Regions from separate parts of the Homo sapiens genome. Here region 1 is linked to region 2. The links are chromatin loops, found by intact Hi-C in ENCODE. Cell type or tissue: CD14-positive monocyte. All regions are shown on one strand. Each heading gives the region's core, and the rest is flanking DNA. Links, peaks and the distances in the headings are about the cores only. Region 1 overlaps PCBP3 (poly(rC) binding protein 3). Region 2 overlaps PCBP3 (poly(rC) binding protein 3).

Region 1 (12,224 bases), core at 4,076-9,075, 55 kb after region 2:
ACAACACTAAAGTTTGCCACATCAATGGACTCTTCCTTTCACGAAAGTTTTCTCTGTAGCATGTGATGCTGTTTGATAGCCTTTCACCACGGTATAACTTCTTTCAAAATTGGAGTCAGTCCTCTCAAACCCTGCTGCTGCTTTAGCAACTAAGCTTATGTAATATTAATATTCTAAACCCTTTGTTGTCATCTCAACAATGTTCACAGCATCTTCACTACTAGTAGACTGCATCTCAAGTAACCACTTTTCTGCTTCTCATCCATAAGAAGCAACTCCTTATCCATTCAAGTTTGATCATGAGATTGCAGCAATTCAGTCACATCTTCAGGCTCCACTTCTAATTCTAGTTCTCTTGCTGTTTTCACCACATCTGCAGTGACTTCCTTCAATAAAGGATGGAACCCCTTAAAGGCATCCGTGAGGGTTGGAATCAACTTCTTCCAAACTCTGTTGATGTTGTGACCTCCTCCCATGAGTCACAAATGTTCTTAATGACATCGAGAACGGTGAATGCCTCTCAGAAGGTTTTCAATTTACTTTGCCCAGATCCATCAGAGGAATCACCATCTGTGGCAGCTATAGCCTTACAAAATGTATTTCTTAAGTAGTAACACTTGAAAGTCAAAATTACTCCTTGACCCGTGTCTTGCAGAATGGATGCGGTGTTAACGGGCATGAAAACAACATTCATCTCCTTGCACATCTCCATCAGAGCTCTTGGGTGCATTGTTCATGAGCAGTAATATTTTGAGAGGAACCTTTTTCTGGGGTACAGTGGCTGGGAGAGGGTGAGTTGGTCTTGAAGGGCCTTGGAGGCCGATAGGAGAATTAGACTTTTACTCCGTGGGAAATAGGGAGCCATTGCAGGGTTTAGAGCAGAGCAATGACATGAATAGACTTAGCCTGTAAAAGGAGGATTGTGCCTGCTGTTTCGGGGGGCATGAACAGAAGAAGGAGCACATTCATCAGGTAGGATGGTGGTGGCTGTGACCAGGGTGGCAGCAGTGGATATGCATGGTGGCTGGGTTCTGGGTGTAGTTTGGTGATACATCTCCTGGGGCTTGCTCATGAACATGCATGTGACATGAAAAGGAGAGGCATCAAGAGTGGCTCTTGGCTTGATAGCCTAGCAAGGTGGCTTTGCAGTTGTCACATGAGGTTGCAGTTTGGACATGTCCTGTGGTGGATAGCAATGGAATGTTACATGTTAGCAGGGGTTTGGGAGAGAGGACCAGGACATGGAGATGGAGGTTGCGAGTGGTTGATGGATGAAATTACCAAGTAGGGAGTACAAGGAGAGACGAGGATCCAGGATGGAGGCTGGCCCTCTGGCTGATGTCAAGAGGTCAGAAGGGAAGACACGTTTATCTTGAGTTGGGAAGAACAAACTGGTCAGCTGGAGGAAAGCCAAGGGGCACTGCCCAGCCGCTGAGTGGGTGGTGGTGAAGGTCATATCAGATGCTGGGGATGGCTCCAAGGAGACTCTGGTGGCAACCCTGAGCAGTGTGGAGTCAGTGGTGGCTGGGAGAAGGGCCATCACTGCTGGGGTGGAGCAGAGCCCTCAGGAATGAGGGGAGTTGACATAGTTTGTCTGCAGAAAGGAGTAAGGAAACATGGTGGTTGGTGGGGGAACTGGGAACAAGAGCAGGAAGTTTTAAAATGCAGGACATGCTATCCTCTGTTGCTGTGGTCTGCGGGCCAGCTGCAGACTGGGAGGCCGCAGCGTCTGCCCCCATTTTCCTGCTCTCCCCTGGCAGAGGCGCCCCAGGGGGCTCCAGGGGAGTGCTGTCTGCTGCTGGCGGTGGGGGGCGGTGATCGGATATGGGAAGGAGGGAGACATGGAGACATAAAACATTGTCTAAGTGAAGGGCAATCGTATTTGAAGTAATTTGAAGATTGACAGGAAATTCATAAAGGGAATATGGAGTTCCGTTTACAACAGCAAGAGATGCCTTGTCCATAGCTTCCTGACCTCTGGAAGAACAGAAGTTGCTGCTGGCAGAGTTCCAAAACATGAAAATGTAAAATGGAATTGAATAATCTCTCCTAAATCAATTTTGTGAGCCAAATGACCTAGAGAGTGATGTGATACAGTGCAGGTAGACGACACAGGGCGCTGCTGTCTGCTGAATACATGATGGCAGTTGATTCTGGAGATAACCAAATACCAGCTTCCCTTTGGTCTCTGGAGCCTGGTTTCTACCATTAGCCTCCACAGAGCCCATCTTGGGGAGGTGTGCCTCTTTTTTCTGGCTTCGGTGTGCTGATTCCAGAGTCTGTTGTGAGGGTCACCTTGCTGGCTGTGAGGAGCTCTCTCTCTGGGCCCAGCCGGAAGGCCCTTGCAGCCTCTTTTCAGGAGCACTGGGCTGTTGCTTTCTGTGCAGCATCGTGTGGATGCATCCTCTGAGTGAGGCTCATTTGCTTATGTGAGTTCCCTTGATCAGCCAGGTTCCCAGGGAATCTGTGGAGACTGGCTGTGTCAGCCACTGAGGCCAAGTGAGGGCTGTTGCTGTTTGTACTTATCCAGGGACACCTTCAGCTTGAGGCCCCACCCTTGTGAGCAGGGGCCTCAGTGAGCATCTTAGGGTCTCTGTGTGAGGTCACAGTAGGACCCAGACTGGAGATGTGGGCACAGTGGGTAAGTGACACCAGGGCTGGGACAAGCAGAGCCCCTCCTCGGCTGAAGATGTCCCCTGTGCACATAGAGACAAGGGCTCCTGCAGCTCCCTGGGGAGTCTAGCAATTGGTGGCTGTGTTTTCTCTGGGGATTCTTTACTGGGCGTGCACTTCTACCTGGCTTGACCTGCTTAAGGCATGTCAGGGTGCTCCTGTCTGTGAATTGGCAGGGAAAGTGCCTGTCAGTGTGGACCCAAACAGGGAACCTCTGGGCACCTGTGGTTGCCACAAATCAGGGATCCGTGGATGTTTTCTGTCAAGTCCTGGATAGTAAATATTTCAGGCATGAGGGTCACATATGGTCTCTTATAGTCTTTTTTTTTCCCCCTCTCAGCCTTTTAAAATAATAAAAATCATTTTTGGTTCATAGGTTGTACAGAAATGGTCTGTGGGCCATGGCTTACTGACCCCTGCTGTGAGCCCAGGAGGCAGGAATAAAATACTGACTTGGCCATGGTGCTCACTAATTCAGTCTCCATAGAGGTGAAGGAGGCACAGAGCACGTCCCTTGTTGGGACAGATCATTCTTTTGCACATGTGTGTTTATGTCAGTGTGAAAGTCAGTTTTGAAGAGGACCCTCCATCTTTCTTACAGCCTTTCACCATTCAAGACACTCAGTTGTCAAAGAGTCTTTTCCACCTTTACATTAGCAATGTTGTGTTTTAGAAAATCCTCCTCATTGCTGCAGTACATCAAAGGTAATGAATTTGAACAAACTTTCTCCTCCTGGAGCAGTCTTCTCTACTCTGACTACACATTAGTCATCTGGGGGGCTTTTGCAAAACAGCAGTGTCCAGGTCCCCTAACCAGGAAAGTCGAATCTCTTGGGGGCCCTGACATCACTGTGTAGCCGGAGGAAGAGCCCTCTGCCCAGGCTCACAGCATCTAGCAGCAGGTTCATTGATTCTGAGTGTGCTGCCTGGATGCCCAGTCTGGCTGACGTTACAGTATGCAGAGTCTCTTACACATTGGGGTGTGACAGGAGCTCACTATTGCTGCTAGTGCAGGCTTCTCCTTTCCCTCCCTCTGCTCTCTCCCTCCTTTCTCTCCCTCCCCTCTCCCTCTGCCATCTCTCTCTACTGCCCCCCTTTCCCTACCTATCTCTATTTCTCTCTCTCCCTCTGTATAGCTCCCTCCCCAGTCCCCACTGCTGCCCATGTACTGTAAATGCTCTAGAATTTAGGAAAGATTTTTGGCTTAATCAGCAAGTGCTGGTTCAATTAGCACAAATCCCAAATGACATGAGGAGGTCTTTCAGCATTTAGGTTGAGAAGCCCTAGCCAGGCAGAGGGAGGCAGGCTGATGTGGAGCATCCACCATGTGCACTTAGGGTGAGCACGCTGCCTTTCAGATGTCAGGGACACCAGTAAGCCCCTGTTCTCTCTCTGCTTCAGTTGATACTGTTTCAGTTCCCAGTGGGACTGACATCTAGGAATTAGGTATTTACTTTAAAAAATATTTCTCTCTGCAACTTGGATCAAACAAAGTTCAAGAAACTGCTTAGAAAGAGGTTGGTAAAAAGATGACAGAAAATCTCTTGGTTATGAGGCTTGTCAGCAAGTTTATTTTGTCCTTTTCTGTAACTTTTATTTCTAGGCCCCTAAGGTCAGCTTCTGCTTGCTCTTCATGCTGACTGAGTGTGCACGTACATTATTGATAGCAGGAGCGGGAAAGGAGTAATGCTTTCTACTTGGAAATATTCCCTGATAGAAGCCTTGAAATTGGAATACTTTTTTGTCTCTGGGGATCTAGGTCAGTGCTTCTGAAACTTTAGCGTGCACGAGTCACCTGGGTTTTTAAAATGCAGATTCTGGCTGGGTGCAGTAGCTTATGCCTGTAATCCCGGCACTTTGGGAGGCTGAGGCGGGTGGATCACCTGAGGTCAGGAGTTCAAGACCAGCCTGGTTAACATGGTGAAACCCCGTCTCTATTAAAAATACAAAAATTGTCTGGGCGTGATGGTGGGAGCCTGTAATCCCAGCTACTCGGAAGGCTGAGGCAGGAGAATCGCTTGAACCTGGGAAGCAGAGGTTGCAGTGAGCTGAGATCATGCCATTGCACTCCAGCCTGGGAGACAAAGTGAGACTCCGTCTCAAAAATAAATAAATAATAAATAATAAAATAAATAAAATGTAGTTTCTGACCCAGTGGATGTGAGGCGTGGGGATCTGCATTTCCAGTGAGCACCTCTGTCCACACTTGGTGAGGCTTTGGGCCATCATTGCATGTGATCCTTGACTGAGGCATAATCAGAATGATTCCAGAGGACATTTGCCAAATACAGAGGTATTATTAGGAGCATAATATCCAAATAGTGGAGGTGATAGTCCTGCTTCTCTGTGTGCTGCCTGCCTGAACTTGGACTCCTGGGAGAGGCAGGGAGAGAGTGGGGCCATCACTGGCACGTGCAGACAATGGAAGTGTCAAGACCCCACGCTGAAGCATCTTCTGAACTGCAGAGCTGAGCACCCCAGGTGTCATCTTGACTGCACATGTAGCCCCAGGAAGCTGGTCTTCCCAGGTGAGGAGGATGACCTGAGAAGCTTGCTCAAGGTCACTCCACTGGTGTCAGGATTTAGCCCAGGTATCTTCAGTGGCAAAGCCGACGTTCTGCTTCATCACTGAATAAAACTATGGGACTGAGGAAGTTTAATTCTACTGAGATAGCCTGACTCAGCATACCCTACTTCCCTCCTTCCTAGGGGTTCCACATGCCGAAATTGGGAAAAAGCTTTAGACTGGTTCTATGTGAAAGGAGGATGTTTGGGATCACCATGTGGGTACTATGGGGGAGGGATAGGTTGCAGCTTTTCTTCTCAAGGGCTAGAGTGGTGCTCTGGTCTCCTGAAGGTATTCCTGCAGAGGGTGGGCCACTTTATGGGAGGAGGTGTGGCAGGAGGGTCAGAATCTGCATTTCTGCCCAATTCCAAGGTCAAATTGCTGCTGTGAGAGTTCAGGGATCCTGTGAATCCCCATGGTTTCTGACCCCCTGAACCCTTGAGGAACACTGTTGATCAAGAAGCCAAGGAGGGCAACACCACTGTTTTGCTGCTTAAGTTTGGAAACCATAGAAATCTTGGAAGCTGACAAAGGATTCTCCTAAAATTCAGGAAACAAAGTGAAAGGGATCACTTGTAAAACATAGCTTCATATAAGCAAACTTCATGAGATAAAGAAATAAAAATCAATGTCTCATTTAAATAGAAAAAGAAAAGCTAGCAACCGTAGCTTGCAGCAGGGGTGGGAGTTAATACAATGAGGGGTTAATCCCTTCAAAGATTCAGAAATACTTTTAGGGAATTAATGTCCAAGATCTAATGGCATATTGGTGACTGTGATTCATGTGGGTTCCGTAGAGGCTTTTAGACCCTGGCTCTGTTTCAAGGGCGGAAGAATCCTTTGTTCCCCGTAGGAGCATTTGCACTGTTCACACACATGTCCAGTTGTCCAGAAAGCTCTGCATATGGCTGGGCGAGGCCCCCACTGGCAGGCCCATGTGTGTGCAGAGGCCAAGGGACCCAGCATGGATGAAGAAGCTGGCCTGAGCTTCAGTGCCTGGTAGATGTGATTTCAAAGACTGGTTTCCTTGCTTGCTAGCGGCAGAACTTTTGGACAAATGCTTAGCCTTTCTGGGCCTCCGTTTCCCCATTTGTAAAACAGAAACAACAGTCCATGTCTTGCTGAGCTGGCATGAGGAGAGCAGCCATGCAGAGGAAGTGCCTGGCATGCTGTAAGTTCTCAGCAGAAGGGGCTGCTGTTATGGCAGGGTCCAAAATTGCTAGCCTGTCTTCGGAACATTCGGCCTCTTAAGCTGAGTATTCACTGTAAGAATTAAGAAATATTTTGGGGCAAGGCTGACATTTTCTGCTTCAGTTGTGACTAAGTACATCACATACCTTAGTCAGAGGAGAAACACTCTATATCTTAGATACATGGCATCTAACTGGGTGCCTCAAATGATGAAATATTGAGTACTTCCTGTAAACTTGGACTTTCTAGGTTCCTCTTCTAAAGACACCATCACCGTGACCTCTGCAATGTCAGTGTCTGAAGATAGGCGACGACTTTTCAGAATTTGGCACTGCCGTGAGAGCTGCTGTTTTCCCAACATGTTCAGACTAAGACGGGGACCTTTTTTTTTTCTTTAATTGCTATTTCTTAATATTTTTTCTGATTTTAGAATGGTGTTAGATTTACAGAATTATGATGAGGATGGTACAGAGAATCTTTGTAAACCCCACATCCAGTTTAACATCTTACATCAGTAAGGGACATTTGTCATAGTTAATGGACCAATATCAGCCATTATTATTAACTAAAGTCCATACTTCAGATTTCTTCAGTTTTCCCGTAATGTCCTTTTCTGTTCCAGGATCCTAGCCAAGATCCCACATTATATTTAATCATTGTGGTTCCTCAGGCTCCTCTTGGCTGTGACAGCTTCTCAGACTTTCCTTGTTTTTGATGACTTTGACAATTTTGAGGAGGACTGGGCAGGTACTTTGTAGAATGTGCCTCATTTGGGATCTGCTGGGATCTGGTGTTTTCTGGTGATTAGTTATGGGTTTTGGGGATGAAGACACTGAGATAAACTGCCAGTTCTATCACTGTCAGTTTATGTCAAGGAAGCTCACTGTCAGCATGACTCATCACTGTTCATGGTGACCTTGATCACCTGGCTGAGGTGTGTTTGTCAGATTTCTTCACTGTAAAGTGACTCTTCTTTTTTATTATTATTATTAGTGTTATACTTTAAGTTTTAGGGTACCTGTGCACAACGTGCAGGTTTGTTACATATGTATACATGTGCCATGTTGGTGTGCTGCACCCATTAACTCGTCATTTACCATTAGGTATATATCTCCTAATGCTATCCCTCCTGCCTCCCCCAACCCCACAACAGTCCCTGGTGTGTGATGTTCCCCTTCCTGTGTCCATGTGTTCTCATTGTTCAATTCCCACCTATGAGTGAGAACATGCGGTGTTTGGTTTTTTGTCCTTGCGATAGTTTGCTGAGAATGATGGTTTCCAGCTTCATCCATGTCCCTAGAAAGGACATGAACTCATCATTTTTTATGGCTGCATAGTATTCCATGGTGTATATGTGCCACATTTTCTTAATCCAGTCTATCATTGTTGGACACATGCTGCTATAACGACACATGCACACGTATGTTTATTGCGGCACTATTCACAATAGCAAAGACTTGGAACCAACCCAAATAACTCTTCTTTTTTTCTCTGTCTTTCCATACTGTACTGTTTGGAAGGAAGTCATCTTGTGTAGTGCACACTTAAAGGGTGGAGAGTTGTGCTCTGCCTCACTGAGGATGGAGTGTCTGTATAAATTATTTAGACTAGTATTATCTTGGGAGATTTATCTGCTCTCACACTTATTTATTTTTCCAATCATTTATTTATTTAAGCATGAACGCATGGATTTAAAAACAATTCTTGGGTTTATAGTTCCATGTTGCATTTTTTTTCTCTCAAATTGCTCCAGCTTTGCCCATTGGGGGCACTTTCAGTTGGTTCCTGTGTCCCTTTGACATACCCACATCATTGTGTGTGTGTGTTTTGTTTTTAAGCACCTCTTTCCTTTCTGGTACTACTGAAAGTGATGATGCTCCAGGCTCATTTTGTGTATAGTATTTCCTGCCCTTGTGCTAGGATCAGCCATTTATCCAAGGAGTCCTGGTTCCTTTTATTGGAGAATAATATAAGAAACCAATATCTAGGTGCTGAATGTATTTGTTGCTCTGGGAGTTTTGTTGCTTTTAGGCCATTTTAGCTGACAGAGCAAAGGAGATATATGTTTGTATACTAACTAACCTGTATATATGCACATGTCTATAGATATTTCTATATGTAACCATCTGTATCTTTCTTGAGCTAACCTGTGTGTATATACATCTATAGATATTTCTATATGTAATCATCTGTACATTTCTTGAGCATTAGTTCATACTGACATTTGTAACTTGAATCCATTGCCACACGGATTATTCTAGCCTTCTCCCCTTGCTGGCTTCTCACTCCAACAGTGAGAAACTGGTTTGCACCATCCACTATTGATTTACTTAATTGTTCACCTTTAGTATACATGTATAGCAGTATGAGGATTGTTATCTTGTACTCCTTGGTAAACAACTTTATCAATTAGAGTACAGTGCTTATGTACTTCAGTGCTTACAGTTCCTTTTTCCTTCAACCTTAGAGATTCTACTCATTTCTAAAATGACTTAGGTCAGCACCTTATTCTCCAACCCCTTTGTTAAGGTTGTTTAATATATTTTTAATACAGTTAGATTGTTTTGTCACTTTCCGCATCCTGTCTTGAGATTGGACATCCTAAATGACGTTTTAAAATAAAGTACATACATTAAGGTTTAATTTTTGTGTTGTAAAGTTCTATGGTTTTTGAGAACTGCTTAATGTCTTGTAGTTATCATTAGAGTATCATACAGGGTAGTTTCACTGACCTAAAAATCCCCTGTGCTTCATCTCTTTATCTCTGCCCCTGAATCCCTGATAATCACTGATCTGTCAACCATCTCTATAATTTTGCCTTTTCCAGAATGTCATATAGTTGGAGTGATACAGTATGTAGCTTTAGTGGTATGCATTTAAAGTTAGTCTGTCTTCATATCTTGATAGTTCATTTCTTTTTATCACTGAATAATATTCTGTTGTATAAATATACCTTGATTTGTTTATCCATTCACTTATTGAAAGATGTCTTGGTTGCTTCCAGTTTTTGGCGGTTATGAATAAAGCTGCTATAAACATTTGTGTGCAGGTTTTTGTGTGGATATAAGTTTTCAATTCATTTGGGCAAATACCAGGGAGCACAATTGCTGGATCATATTGTAAAAGTATGTGTAATTTATAAGAAACTAGCAAACTCTTTTCCAAAGTGGCTGTACTATTTTGCATTTCCACCAGCCGTGAATGAGATTTCTTGCTGTTCTACATCCTTGCAAACATTTAGTATTTTCAGATTTTTTGATATTAATAATTCTAACAGGTGTGAGGTAGTATCTTGTTTTAATATGCAGTTTCCTAATTTTGATGTGTTTAATGTGGTGAGCCAGTTTTGAAAACTGACTCTTCTGTACCTCTTTCAAGTAAATTTTTACTTTTCCAAATGACTTGTCTCCGAATCTTTACTGACACTGTACACGTTGGTTTGTGGTCAGCATCTTATTAGCCTGAGCTATTATATACTAATTATGATGATGATTATTATACATTTCTTGTGAGGGTTGCTCTTTCTTTCATTTTTTTTTTTTTCCTATTGAGACAGGGCCTCACTCTGTCACCCAGGCTGGAGTGCAGTGGTGCAATCATGGCTCACTGCAGCCTTTGACTTCCTGGACTGAAGTGATCCCCCTGCCACAGCCTCCTGAGTAGTTGGGACCACCTGTACACACCACCATGCCCAGCTAATTAAAGAAAATTATTTGTAGAGGTGTGGTCTCACTGTGTTGCCCACACATTTGCCACTGTGGTGTTGTGGTCTCAAACTTCTGGGCTCAAGTGATCCTCCTGCTTTGGCCTCCCAAAGTGTTGGGATTACAGGTGTGAGCCACCTTACCTGGCCGAGGGTTGCTCTTTCCATGAGTCATTTACACTGAACTATTAATGCCTTTGCAGGAAGCTACAGAGGCCAGCTTCTAGGACCACGTGGGAATTTTGGGATAAAATGTATTATCTAGACTTTAGGAAATTACTTCCAGTAGTAATGAATTCCAGATTTCAACATGCCACTACTGCTAAAAAGTTGTGCTTGGTGTCCGTTTATCTTCCAGATAAAGCACCGCCAGCAAGCCCCTTCCTTGGCCTCGCATTCCAGATCTTCTCGCATTGGCTTGTAGGCTCTCTCTCTAGCTTGACCTACCATTTCTCCCTTTTAGTTGGTTTATGCTCCAGACAAACCGGGATGAGCCGCTGGCCTTGCTCTTGCTTTCCACCTGCTAGGACTGCCCTTCTGCAGACTGCATAAGCAGTCCTGCCCACACAGCCCCATACAGACACACCTCGTCTGTCCATGCGGAGTTCTTACCTACCCAGGGCCTGCTTTTGAATGTTGTCCCTCACTAACGACCACCTCATGAAGGCAGAGTGAGATTTCTTCCTTACTTTGCACATGGTTATGCATGTACCTGACCCTCTTCTTGAGACAGTGTGGGCTCCCTGAAGATGTGCCTGCACCTGCTGACGCCATGCTCCGCTACTTGCATGGTGCACGAGGGAGCACAGGACAGGCTGCACGCACTCCTTAGAGCACCTGCCATTCCAGCAGCCTCTCGATGGTGCTGGTGCTGATGAGAATGACGCTGCAGATGTGCAGCCATGTGAGTCTGCTTCATTGTCTCCTCCCAGAACTTTCCCAAAGGAGGAGCCAGTGCTGTTGTCTTGGCCCTGCTTCTGATTTCTGTTTTCTTCATTTGCATGCAATATTTTATTGTTGTCTTATGAAAGGGGCCTGTTGCCAGGACAGCTAGGGGTGGGGTATGTGCAGAGCCACTTGGTCACACTCCAGTTGTGTTCTTCCTTTATTTCAGTTTTGGGGATGGGAGAATATAAACGTTGTACACTTCTGTCCTCTTGTTTTGTCTTTCCTCTAAGGGCTAGTAGTTCCCACACACTCTTCTGAATGTACTGCCTATGCTCTGTGTTTTCGTTCTCTTCAGCGTGGTTGGTTGCGCCTCCATTTCCCTCACTCCTTTGGGGTCTCATCTCTTCTCTCGACTTTAAATACTGGCTGTGCTCTGATGACTCTTGCTCTGGGACTCTCCCATCAACTCCAGACTAATTTGTCTCAGTGCTTATTTGACATTTCCATTTGCAAGTCTAATAAGCATTTGAGACTGAATATGTCCAAAACTGAACTCTTGACCATTCCAGGACAGCTCCTTTTTCTGGTTGCTTAGGCCAAAAGCCTTGGTGCCACACTGGGTTCTACGTCTCTTAACCCTTAGTCCCATCCTCTAGGAAACCTGTTTCAGGGAACACACACACACACACATGCATATGCAGAGTCACAATGATGAAGCTCACATTACAAGGTATTCATAGACTTAAAGGAAAAACTACAGATAAGATTATACATTTGAAAATCATATAACTTGAAAGGGATTAATATCAAAGATCTAGAAAGAATAAGCATATAATAGATAAAAGGCTGTAAAATGACAAGTCAAATTGAAGAAGCCAGAAAGGATATAAGTATATGAAAACTTCATTTTTGAGACGAATCCATGAAATGTGAATTAAAACAGTGAGATACCATTTCACATTCATCAGCTTGGCAGGCATGAAGTCAGTTAATATGTACTGGTGAGATGTGGGGACCTTGCTCTTGGGAGTGCACATTTTTATAACCACTTTGGAGACTATTTTGGAGGCACGTTTTCAGGTAAAGTTGAAAATGTGCACATAATATGACCCACCGATGCCATTTTCAGGCATTTGCTCTAGAAGAACTAGTGGATGCCCATGGATATGGGCCTATGGTGTTTGTAAGAGCAAAACACGGTTT
Region 2 (12,224 bases), core at 3,834-8,833:
TCTGACTTGTGACCTCCAAAACTGTAAGATAAATGTTTGTTGTATTAAAACACTAAGTGTCTGGAAGTTTGTTCCAACAGCAGTAAGAAACCGATAAAAACTGGGTCTCTTCATTTGGCAGTCTTAGCTGACAAAATTAAGGAGGGAATAACATGATTAGATTGGTTTTAGAAGATAAAATGATGGAGCTGCCACTTGGGTATAATTCAGCCCAGATAAGCATAGTTCTATTCTCTATTTCACCTCCTAGGTAAGACTGGCATCTGATATTGTCTTATTTGGCCCAAATCCCACTTCCAGTCTCTCTCAGCAGCTTCCACAGCCTATACCACTCCCAATTGCCGTGTCCCACTGGGTCATCTTTCCTCTGTGTTGGACACTTGAGAAAGAGTAGACCAGGTATGCACTTACCACTGAGATTGTGGTGTCACAGGCTAGGCCCAATTCCAACCTCATAGCTGTTGTCAGATTACTTTCCAGAGGTTTGTTTCTTTACATCCTCACTAATCCTTCGTAGCTTCAGATGTTTTAATTATTGCCAATTGAGTAGATATTAAATATCTTACTGTTTTAATTAGCATTTCCTTGGCTAGTGAGTTTGAGGATTTTCTACCCATACTTTGGCCACTTGAGCTTCTTCTAAAAATTGTATTCTTATATTGTTTGTCCACTTATTGTCTGGATTATCCTTTTTATAGCTTTTTAGAAGTTCTTTACATATTCTGGATTCTATTTGTATCCTGTTCTTTATCCTTTTAAATGTGCTGTTTTGATGAACAGATGTTCAGTTTTAATGTAGTCAGATTTATCAATATTTTCCTTACAGTTTATGGTGATTGAGTCTGATTTAAGAAATCTTGTGTTACTACAAGGTAATTGTTTTAGTCCATTTTCATGCTGCTGATAAAGACATACCCGAGACTGGGCAATTTACAAAAGAAAGAGGTTTAATGGACTTACAGTTCCACGTGGCTGGGGAGGCCTCACAATGATGGCGGAAGTTGAAAGGTACATCTCACATGGCAGCAGACAAGAGAAGAGAGAGAGCTTGTGCAGGGAAACTCCCCTTTTAAAACTATCTGATCTCTTGAGACTTACTCACTGTCACAAGAACAGCATGGGAAAGACCTGCCCCCATGATTCAATTACCTGCTTACTGGGTCCCTCCCATAACACATGGGAATTCAAGATGAGATTTGGTTGGGGACACAGCCAAACCATATCAGTCATAATATATCCTCCTCTTTAAAAAATATTTAAATATTTGCTTTTTATAGTCTACTTAGAACTTATTTTTGTGTGGGGTATGAGATAGAGATCCAATTTTAAATTTTTTCCAAATTCATAACCAATTGTACCAGTATTGTTTATTGAATACAGTCCTTTCCCCAGTGATCTGCAGTGGTACCTCTGAAACACATCAGATTTCACAAATGCATGGATCAGTTTCTGGTTGCTTCATGTACCTAATGATAATTTAATTTCTTTCTCCCTAGTTCTTAAATCTTTTATTGATCTTTTTTTGTCTTTTTTCCTTTGCTTGGACCACTAGAGAAAGTTGTATGGAGATTGTGGTAAGATTATCCTTATATTGTTTTTCATTTAAAAGAAATGCTGTGAAAGACTGAATTATGAACTTTGTTATTTTTTTTTTGGTAGATTCCTTTATTAGGTTAAGGATGATCACTTTACTAGTAGTTTAATAAAAGCTTTTTAAAAAAATCATGAATAGATTTTGAATTTTCTCAAATGGTTTTCTATACAGTGTACTTATTTAGATAATTTTAAGCTTTTTTTAAAAATCGTGATTGAGATGAGATATTTTATTCTTTTAATTTAAGCCATCATTGATTTCCTGGGAGAAACTGTGATGTACTACATTAAAAAATATTACCAGGCCAGGTGTGGTGGCTCACACTTGTAATCCCAACACTGAGAGGCTGAGGCTGGAGGATCATTTGAGCGCAGGAGTTCAAAACCAGACTGGGAAATATAGTGAGACCCCATTTTTACAAAAAAAAAAACCAAAGAAAAAAAATTAGCCGGGCATGGTGGCATGCATCTGTAGTCCTAGCTACTTGGGGGACTGAGGTTGAAGGATCACTTAAGGCTGGGAGGTTGAAGCTGCAATGAACTGTGATCATGCCTCTGCACTCCAGCCTAAATTATTGGACCCAATATGCAAATATTTGGGATTTTGGCATATATATTCATAAGAGGTGTTGACCAGTGATAATCTTTTCTTGTATCACCCTTATTCAGATTTGGTATCAACATGATACTTCATCATCTTTGTAATAATTTCTTTCTTTTTTTTAGAGACAGGGACTCTCTCTGTCACCCAGGCTAGAGTGTAGTGGTGCTATCATATCCTACTGCAGCCTTGAAGTCCTGGACTCGAGTGATCTTCTTGCCTTAACTTCTTGATTAGCTGGGATTATAGGCGCAAACCACCATGCTCAGATAATTTTTAAATTTTCTTTTTGTAGAATAAGGGTCTTGCTATGTTGCCCAGGCTGGTCTTCAACTCCTGGGCTCAAGAAATTCTCCCATCTTGGCCTCCCAAATGTCATAGTTTTGGAAAGGGAGGAATTTTTATTTCCTGGAAATTTGGCAAAATCGATTCTTAAATGGTCTGGATCTGGACCTTTTTAAATATGGAGACACTTGCAGTAGCAATTAATCACTTTGGAAGGGTCGCTAGTCCATTCTGCTCACATTTCATTGGCCAGAAGGAGTCATTCTGGCCATACCTAATTTCAGATGGGGCGGGGTGGTAGAATCTTCCTCATCCTGGAAGCAGGGGGCACTCAGTCCAATAGCACAAGGAAACAAATTTTGTCAATAATCTTGAGTGAGCGTGGGAACAGATTCTTCCCGTCAAGGCTTCAGGTGAGAACACAGCCTGGCAAACACTTTGAATGCAGCTTTGTGAGACCCTAAGCAGAGGACCCAGTTAAGCCTGCTTAAATTCGTGACTCACAGAAACTGTGAGATATTAAATACATATTGGTTTAAGGTGTTAAATTTGTGATAGCTTGTTATGTGGCAATAGAAAACTGATGTACTGATCTCTACTGACCTCCCCTTAGAAGTGGATTTGGGTTGATGAAGGGTGTTCGACTCTATTTAAGGTAACCAGCTTATTATTTATTTTCTTTTATACAACGTTTTTTCTATTTATAAAAGTAATACAAATGTTTTGTGTAGAAAAATTGGAAGAAACAGAAAATTATAAAGTAGAAGATCAACATTATCCTTAATCTTAGCACAAAAGGATATTCAGTGTTTTTTCCTACTTGTATTTATGTATGATATGCATATCCTAAAGTTGGGATTCATTCCAAAGTATGTTTTTTGAACCAATATTTTTCCTTTTACTAGATCATGAGCATTTCCTTGTCTCATAATGTGTTCTTCTAAAATATGATTTCAAATGGCTGCATACTATTCCAAAGAGTGTCCCAGTTTATTGAACCATTTCCCTATAGCTAGACATTTATGTTGCTTTAAAATACTCATCATGATAAATAATGCTTTGAAAAATATCCTATACAAAAATCATTGTGCGTATCACTGATTGCTTCTAAATTTCTAAAGGTAGAACTATTAGCTCAAAGGTTGTAAATGTTTTTAAGTCCTTTTCTACCTAACCATCTATTTTCCAACATTTCTAAAAAATAATGTAAGACTTAGACATCTGTTTCTGTAACTCACCAGGTTGGGATAGGACAGAACTATTGATTTTTGAGCATCTAGGTTCCTGTTTTCTTAACCCTGTTTGCAGAGTGGTTTTAAATTATTCATTAAAGTGCAATATGGATTCTATTTATAGACGCATTTGTGTATGAGATCGCTCCTTTAATGTTTGGGGAAAAGCCTACAAATTGCTATTATCACATTCCTATCTTTGTAAATCCTTTTCTACTCCTATTCACCCTTTCTTTGTTCTCAGTCAACCCAGTAGAGACACTGAGACAAATAAAGCCTTGTATCCTTATATTATTCAGACAGAATGGCTGTTCTGAGCCAGCCCTTGTTCTTTTCTTCTTGCCATTTATTAATTAGTTGATCTCAAAAAGATGAGAGATCAGAATATTAATGATTAATTCAAAAATATTTTTCCTGGTCCCTAAAGTAATGGATGTTTGTGTAGAAAATTTCTAAAGGAAAGATTAGCATAAAAAGCAGAATAAAATCTTGATAATTCTACTACCCACAGATGACTACTATTTAAACATAACTTGATCATGCCAGCTTATTCTTAAAATATGTGACTGGATTCTGATGGCTTTTTTTTTTTTTTTTGAGACGGAGTCTTGCTCTGTTGCCCAGGTTGGAGTGCAGTGGCATGATCTTGGCTCACTGCAACCTCCTCTTTCCGGGTTCAAGCAGTTCTTCATGCCTCAGGCTCCAGAGTAGCTGGGATTACAGGCACGTTCCACCACGCCTGGCTAATTTTTGTATTTTTTAGTAGAGACGGGGTTTCACCATGTTGGCCAGGCTGGTCTCAAACTCCTGACCTCAGGTGATCTGCCCGCCTCGGCCTCCCACAGTGCTGGGATTATAGGTGTGAGCCACCACGCCCGCCCTGATGACTAATATTTTGTTTGGAGTTTTTGCATTTGTGCCTGTGAGTGAAATTGGCTTGTAATTTTCCTTTCTTATAGCTGTTCTCTTTTCTAATCTGAGATGAATGCTTAATTTATTAATTTGCAGCTTTTCCTTTTTTTCTAATATGTGTGTTTAAAGTGATATATTTTCTTGTAAACAATGCCTCAACTACATCATACAAAGTTTGATCTAAGGCATTTTCATTATTGTTTGTTATGCTTTCTAATTTCCATTATGGTTTTTTCTTGGATTCCTAGGTAATTTAGAAGAACGTTTAAACATTTCTAAACATATGCATATTTTCTTGTTTTATTATTCTTCAGCAAAATTATATTGCCCAAAGATCCTGCTTTCTATGATTTTAATCCTTTGAAATATGCTGATTTGCCTTGTAGCCCAGAATATGGTATGTAAGTTTTCTCAGATATTCCTATGTGCCTGGAAATAATTGGGTTCAATGTACTATACTAAATATTCTGTTTAGCTGAGTTGGTAAGCATGTTACATCTGCTTTCTTACTAGTTTTTTTTGGTTGTTATATTCATTACTGAGATAATTACACAATTTCATGATGATTATGGATTTGTCTTATTTTTTCTAGCAGTTCTGCCAGTTTTTATGTATAAATTTTTGAGACTGTGTTGTCAGGGCCACACAGATTTAAAACTATTAGGTCTTCCTGATGAATGGAGACTTTAATTATTATGACTGGTTCTCTTTATATCTAGTAATTAATATTTGACTTTATGATATGGTATGTCTGATGTTAATATTAACATAGCCATGCTAGATGTTTTAGGCTCATATTTACATACTATCTTTGTTTTTTATCTTATTCTCAACCTTACTATAGTTTTATGCTTTAGGTATGTCTCTTGCAAAGAGTATAGTTAGATATTTTTTTCATTCAATCTGACAGTCTTTGTCTTTTAATTGGAACAGTTCATTTACATTAAATGTAATTACTGATCTATTTGGGTTTAAATTTACGATTCTATTATGTATTTGTCTTGTCCTACATTTTCTGTGTTTATTTTTCTCTCTTTTCTTGCATTATTTTAATCTGATAATGTGATTTTTTGAAAAAATCATTCCATTTTTCCACCTTCTCCAGTAGTTTGGAGATTGTCCTATTTTTTGTTCTTTTAGTGGTTATTGTGTAAATTGTTACTAACTTATCCAGATAATGTAGTTATACCTTTATCTTTCTCCTAGACAGATCATAGTTTCTTAGAAGACTTGAACTCTATGACCCCCCTCCAGATTCATATGTGCTTATTATTATGCACTTTAATTCTATATATTCTTTTTAAATTCAGTGAAATAAATTAATATTAACGGTATTATATTAACAATATTGGTATTAATAGTATTATTACTGGTAACATTAACAGTATTGTATTAACAGTAATATTAACAGTTAGTGTTCATTTAGATTTATTCAGATACTTGTCTTTTCTTTGCTCTTCATTGCTCCCTGGCATTTCTAACTTATTCTGGGATGATTTCATTTCTGCCCAAAGGGCCCTCTTTAGAAATTCCTTTATTGCAGGTCAGCTGATGTAGACATTGCATTTTTTTTTTTTTTTTTTTTTGAGATGGAGTCTTGCTCTGTTGCCAGGCTGGAGTGCAGTGACGTGATCTCAGCTCACTGCAGCCTCCACCTCCCAGGTTCAAGTGATTCTCCTGCCTCAGCCTTCCCAGTAGCTGGGACTACAGGTGCACGCCACCACGCCCAGCTAATTTTTGTATTTTTAGTAGAGACAGGATTTCACGATGTTGGCTAGGATGGTCTCAATCTCTTGACCTCGTGATCTGCCCACCTTGGCCTCCCAAAGTGCTGGGATTATAGGCGTGAGCCACCGCGCCTGGCCAACATTACATATTTTTTAATCTAAAAATATTTTTATTTCATCTTTTAACAAATTCTTTCAATTTACTTAAACGTTTTGTGGGATATAATTCACACACTATAAAATTCACCCTTTTAAAGTTTACAATTGAGTGTTTTTTGGTGTATTTTCAAGGTCATGCAACTGTCATTACTACATAATTCCAGAACATTTTCTTCACTTTAAAAAGAAACCTCATACACAGTAACTACCTGTTTCTTCCTCCCCAAAGGCCCTGGCAACTGTGAATTTAGTTTTCATCTCTAAGAATTTGCCCATTATGGAAATTTCATATGAGTGGAATTATATAGTATGTGGCCTTTTGTGTCTGGCTTCTTTCACTTTGCATAACATTTTCAAGCTTTATCCATGTTGTAGTATGTATCAGTATTTCATTCCTTTTTGTGGCTAATATTCAGTTGTATCGATATATGGCATTTTGTTTATCCATTCATCAGTAGATAGACATTTCGGTTGTTTTTTGGCTGTTATGAACAACATGCTATGAACAGTAGTACGAGTTTTCATATGAATATATGTTTTCACTTGTCTTGGTTTACACTAGAAGTAGAATTGCTGAGTCATACAGTAACTCTGTTTAACTTTTTGAATAACTGCCAAATTGTTTCCCGAAGATGCTGCAACATCTTCGGGAAACAATTTGGCAATGTAAAATTCCAAACAATTTGGAATGTAAAATGCTGCACCATTTTATATTCCCATCAGTAATTTATGAGGGTTCCAATTTCTGCACATTCTATTCTCTCAAACACTTGTTATTTTCCAGTTTTTTGATTATAGCCATGTAGTGGGTGGGAAGTAGTAGATATTGTGGTATAAATTAGCATTTCTGTAGTGACTGATGGTATTCAGCCCTTTTTATGTACTGCTTATTGGCCCTTTTTGTTTTTTCTTTGGAGAAATGGCTATTTAAATCCTTTGCCCAAGACTTCATGACTAAAACACCAAAAGCAATGGCAACAGAAGCCAAAATTAACAAATGGGATCTAATTAAACTAAAGAGCTTCTGCACAGCAAAAGAAACTATCATCAGAGTGAACAGGCAACCTACAGAATGGGAGAACGTCTTTACAATCTATCCATCTGACAACGGTCTAATATCCAGAGCCTACAAAGTACTTAAACAAATTTTCAAGAAAAAAAAACCCATCAAAAAGTGGGCAAGGCATATGAACAGAAGAAGACATTTATGCAGCCAACAGACACATGAAAAAATGCTCATCATAACTGGTCATTAGAGAAATGCAAATGAAAACCACAATGAGATACCGTCTCACACCAGTTTGAATGGCAATCCTTAAAAAGTCAGGAAACAACAGATGCTGGAGAGGATGTGGAGAAATAGGAAAGCTTTTACACTTTTGGTGGGAGTATAAATTAGTTCAACCATTGTGGAAGACAGTGTGGCGATTTCTCAAGGATCTAGAACCAGAAATACCATTTGACCCAGCAATCCCATTACTGGGTATATACCCAAAGGATTATAAATCATTCTACTGTAAATACACATGCATGCATATGTTTATTGCAGCATTGTTCACGATAGCAAAGACTTGGAACCCACCCAAATGCCCATCAGTGATAGACTGGATAAAGAAAATGTGGCACATATACACCATGGAATACTATGCAGCCATAAAAAAGGATGAGTTCATATCCTTTGCAGGGACATGGATGAAGCTGGAAACCATCATTCTCAGCAAACTAACACAAGAACAGAAAACCAAACACCGCATGTTCTCACTCATAAGTGGGAGTTGAACAATGAGAACACATGGACACAGGGAGGGGAACATCATACACCAGGGCCTGTCGGTGGTGGGGGCCTAGGGGAGGGATAGCATTAGGAGAACTACCTAATGTAGATGACGGGTTGATGGGTGCAGCAAACCACCGTGGCATGTGTATACCTGTGTAACAAACCTGCACGTTCTGCACATGTATTCCAGAACTTAAAGTATAATAAATTAAAAAAAATAGCTGAAAACAAAAACAAAAATAAATAAATCCTTTGCCCATTTAAAAACTGGATTGTCTTTTTATCGCTGAGTTGTAAGTGTTCTTTATGTATTCTGTATGTTAGTCCCTTATCAGGTATATGATTTGCAAATATTTTCCCTCCAACTGTGAGTAGTCTTTTCATTTTCTTTTCTTTCTTTCTTGAGACAGAGTTTTGCTCTGTCGCCTAGGCTAGAGTGCAGTGGCGCAACCTCGGCTCACTGCAAGCTCTGCCTCCCAGGTTCATGCCATTCTCCTGCCTCAGCCTCCCGAGTAGCTGGGACTACAGGTGCCCGCCACTGCGCCTGGCTAATTTTTTGTATTTTTAGTAGAGACAGGGTTTCACCGTGTTAGCCAGGATGGTCTCGCTCTCCTGACCTCGTGATCCACCTGCCTCGGCCTCCCAAAGTGCTGGGATTACAGGTGTGAACTACCGTGCCCAGCCTCATTTTCTTGATAGTATCCTTTGATGCACAAATGATTTTTATTTTGGTAATACTGCATTTATCTATTTTTTTCTTTTGTTGCTTGTGCTTTGTCATATTTAAGACATTGCTTAATCCTAGGTCACAAAGATTTACACCTCCGTTTTATTCTAAGGGTTTTATAGTTTTAGCTCTGAAATTTAGGTCTTTGGTGCGTTTTGAGTTAATTTTTGTCTATGGTATGAAGGAGGAGTTTAACTTCATTCTTCTGCCTGTGGCTGTCTAGTCCTAGTACCATTTGTTCAAAAGACTACCTATTGAATGGCCTTAGCACTTCTGTCAAAACTCAGTTGACCATAAAATATGGGTTTATTTCTGAACTCTCAACTCTATTCCATGGACCTATATGTCTCTCTCTATGCCAGCAGCACACAGTCTTGATTATTGTAGCTTTGTAGTAAGTTTTAAGATTGGAAAGTGTGAGTCCTTCAACTTTGGTCTTTTTATTTATTTTGGTTATTCCTGGTCCCTTGCATTTTCATATGATTTTTAGGTTTGGTTTGTCACTTTCTGGAAAAAAAAAAAGGCAGGTAGAATTTTGATGGGGATTAATTGAATCTGTAGATAATTCGGGGAGTATTGTCAGGTTAACAATATTAAGTTTTCCAATCCATGAGCATAGGATTTAGTAGCTATAATAGTTTTTTAGTGGATTCCTGAGGATTTTTTATATGCAAGATTATATTATCTGCAGATATAGATACTTTTAATTCTTTGCTTCTAATCTGCATGCCTTTTTAAAATTTTTCTCATGTAATTGCCCTGGTTATAAGCTTTAACACAATGTTTAATTGTTGTGGCAAGGGTGGACATCATTGTTTGTTCCTTATCTTAGGGGGAAAGCTTTTAGCCTCTCACCAGTAAGTATAGGTAGCTGTGAATTTTTATAGATGCCCTTAATTAGGTTGAGGAATTTCCCTTCTATCCCTATTTTGTTGAGTGTTATTATCATGAAAGCGTGTTGAATGTTGTCAGATGCTTTTCCTGCATCTATACTGTTATTTTTGTCCTTTATTATATTAATGTCATGTATTACATTGATTCAGTTTTGTATGTTGAGCCAACTTTGAATTCCCTAGATAAATCCCACTTGTCATGGCATATAATCCTTTTTATATATTGGTGGATTCGGTTTTGCAAGTGTTTTGTTGAGGATTTTTTGAGATGGAGTCTCACTTTGTCACCCAGGCTGGAGTGCAGAGGTGCGATCTCAGCTCACTGCAGCCTCTGCCTCCTGGAGTCAAGCGACTCTCCTGCCTCAGCCTCCTGAGTAGCTGGGATGACAGGTGCGTGCCACCATGCATGGCTAATTTTTGAATTTTTAGTTGAGACAGGGTCTTACCATGTTGGCCAGGCTGGTCTTGAACTCCTGACCTCAAGTGCTCTGCCTGCCCTGGCATCCCAAAATGCTGGGATTACAGACATGAGCCGCCACACCCAGCCTTGTTAAGGATTTTTAAGTTTGTATTCTTAAGACATGTTAATCTATAGTTTTCTTGTGATCTCTTTGTCTGGTTTTGGTATTAGGGTAATACTGGCCTTATAGAATGAGTTGGCAAGTGTCCGTTTCTCCTTGTGAAGGATTGGTGTTCATTCTTTAAATGTTTGATAGAATTTAATAGTGAAGCCATCTGTTTCTAATTTTTCCTTGTGGGAAATTTTTAAAATACTGAATATCTTTACTTGTTTTAGGTTTTTTTCAGATGTACTGTTTTTTAAGTTTTGATAGTTTCTGTCTTTCTAGGAATTTGTGAATTTCACCTAGGTTATCTAATTTATTGGCCATCAGTTGTTCATAATATTTCTTTATAGTCCTTTTATTTCTGTAAGGTTGGTAGTTTTCTTTCTGATTTTAGTAAATTGAGTCTTCCCTCTTTTTTTCTTGGTCATTCTAGATAAAAGTTTGTCAGTTTCATTGGTCTTTTTTTAAAAAAAAAACTTTGGTTTCATTGTTGTTTTTCTATTTTCTGTTTCATTTTTGCTCGAATATTTGTTTTTTTCTTTCTTCCACTTGCAAAGGTTTAGTTGGCTCTTTTTCTGATTTCTTAAGGTAGAACGTTAGGTTATTGATTTGAGATATTTCTCTTTTAACATAGGTGTTTACAGCTATAATTTTGTAAGAACTGCTTTTACTGCCTTTCATAAGTTTTGATATGTTGTGCTTTCTTTTACTTTCCTTTTTTTTTTTTTTTTTTTTTTTGAGACAGGGCCTTGGTCTGACACCCAGGCTAAAGTGCATTGGTGCCATCACAACTCACTGCAGCCTCAACTTTGAGTCTCCTGAGCTCAAACGATCTTCCCACCTCATCCTCCTGAGTAGGTGGGACTATAGGTGCATTCCCCTACACCTGGCTAATTTTTTAATTTTTTGTGAGACACAGTGTCTTGTCATGTTGCTCAGACTGGTCTCGAACTCCTGGGCTCAAGCAGTCCTCCCGCTATGGCCTCCCAAAGTGCTGGGATTACAGGCGTTAGCCACTGTGCCTGGCCTCATTTTTAATGATCTCAAAGTATTTTCTAATTTCCCTTGTGGTTTCTCCCTTGACTCTGGTTATTTAGCAGTGTATTGTTAAATTTCCACAAACTTTTGAATTTCTTAAATTTTTATCTGTTACTGATTTCTATTTTTTTCCCTTGTGGTTGGGGAACATATTTTATATTACTTCAATCCTTTAAAATTTTGGGACTTATTTTCTTGGCTAACACCTGGTCTGTTCTAGAGAATGTTCCATGTGTATTTGAGAATAATGTGTTTTCTGCTTTTTGAATGGAGAATTCTATAAATGTCTGCTAGGTCTAATTAGTTTATTAGTATTGTTTAAATCTTTTGTTTTCTTTCTGATTTTCTGTCTTGCATTCCATCCTGTATTGAAAACGGACTTTTGAAGTTTCCAACTGTTACTGTTGAACTGTCTGATTCTCCCTTTTTTCTCTTAATTTTTTGTTTCATGCATTCTGGGGCTTTATTTTATATGTATACACACACACATATATATATGTATATATATGTATATAATTGTTAGAGCTTCTTGATGAATTGACCTTTTTATAGTTATAAAATATTCTTTGTCTGTAATAACAATTTTTGTATTAAAGACCGTTTTTTTCTGATGTTAATATAGCCATTCAAGCTCTCCTTTGGTTACTGTTTGCATTGTATATATTTTTCCATGCTTTTAACTTATTTGTTCGTTGTATTTAAGTGTCTTTCTTG

What was found. Hi-C counts contacts between places; a loop is a spot of excess contacts. Peaks named below come from ENCODE experiments on the same cell type or tissue, not always from the same donor. Only the 100,000 strongest peaks of a DNase experiment are listed, where the experiment ranks them.
Region 1: it touches region 2 in a loop (1.9-fold over the local background); 2 of 110 quality-filtered maps call a loop at or near these places.

What each region holds. Positions count from the first base shown.
Region 1 is chr21:45,702,742-45,714,965 of GRCh38, forward strand. The region is part of intron 2 of PCBP3 (poly(rC) binding protein 3); the gene reads left to right. Among named protein-coding and RNA genes, the nearest start is that of PCBP3, 65 kb to the left of the region's middle. In CD14-positive monocyte, for the core only: no CTCF peak of the experiment used is centred there; a DNase peak (open chromatin) is centred at 6,640; H3K4me3 peaks cover 527 bases; H3K27ac peaks cover 874 bases.
Region 2 is chr21:45,648,151-45,660,374 of GRCh38, forward strand. The region is part of intron 1 of PCBP3 (poly(rC) binding protein 3); the gene reads left to right. Among named protein-coding and RNA genes, the nearest start is that of PCBP3, 11 kb to the left of the region's middle. In CD14-positive monocyte, for the core only: no CTCF peak of the experiment used is centred there; no DNase peak of the experiment used is centred there.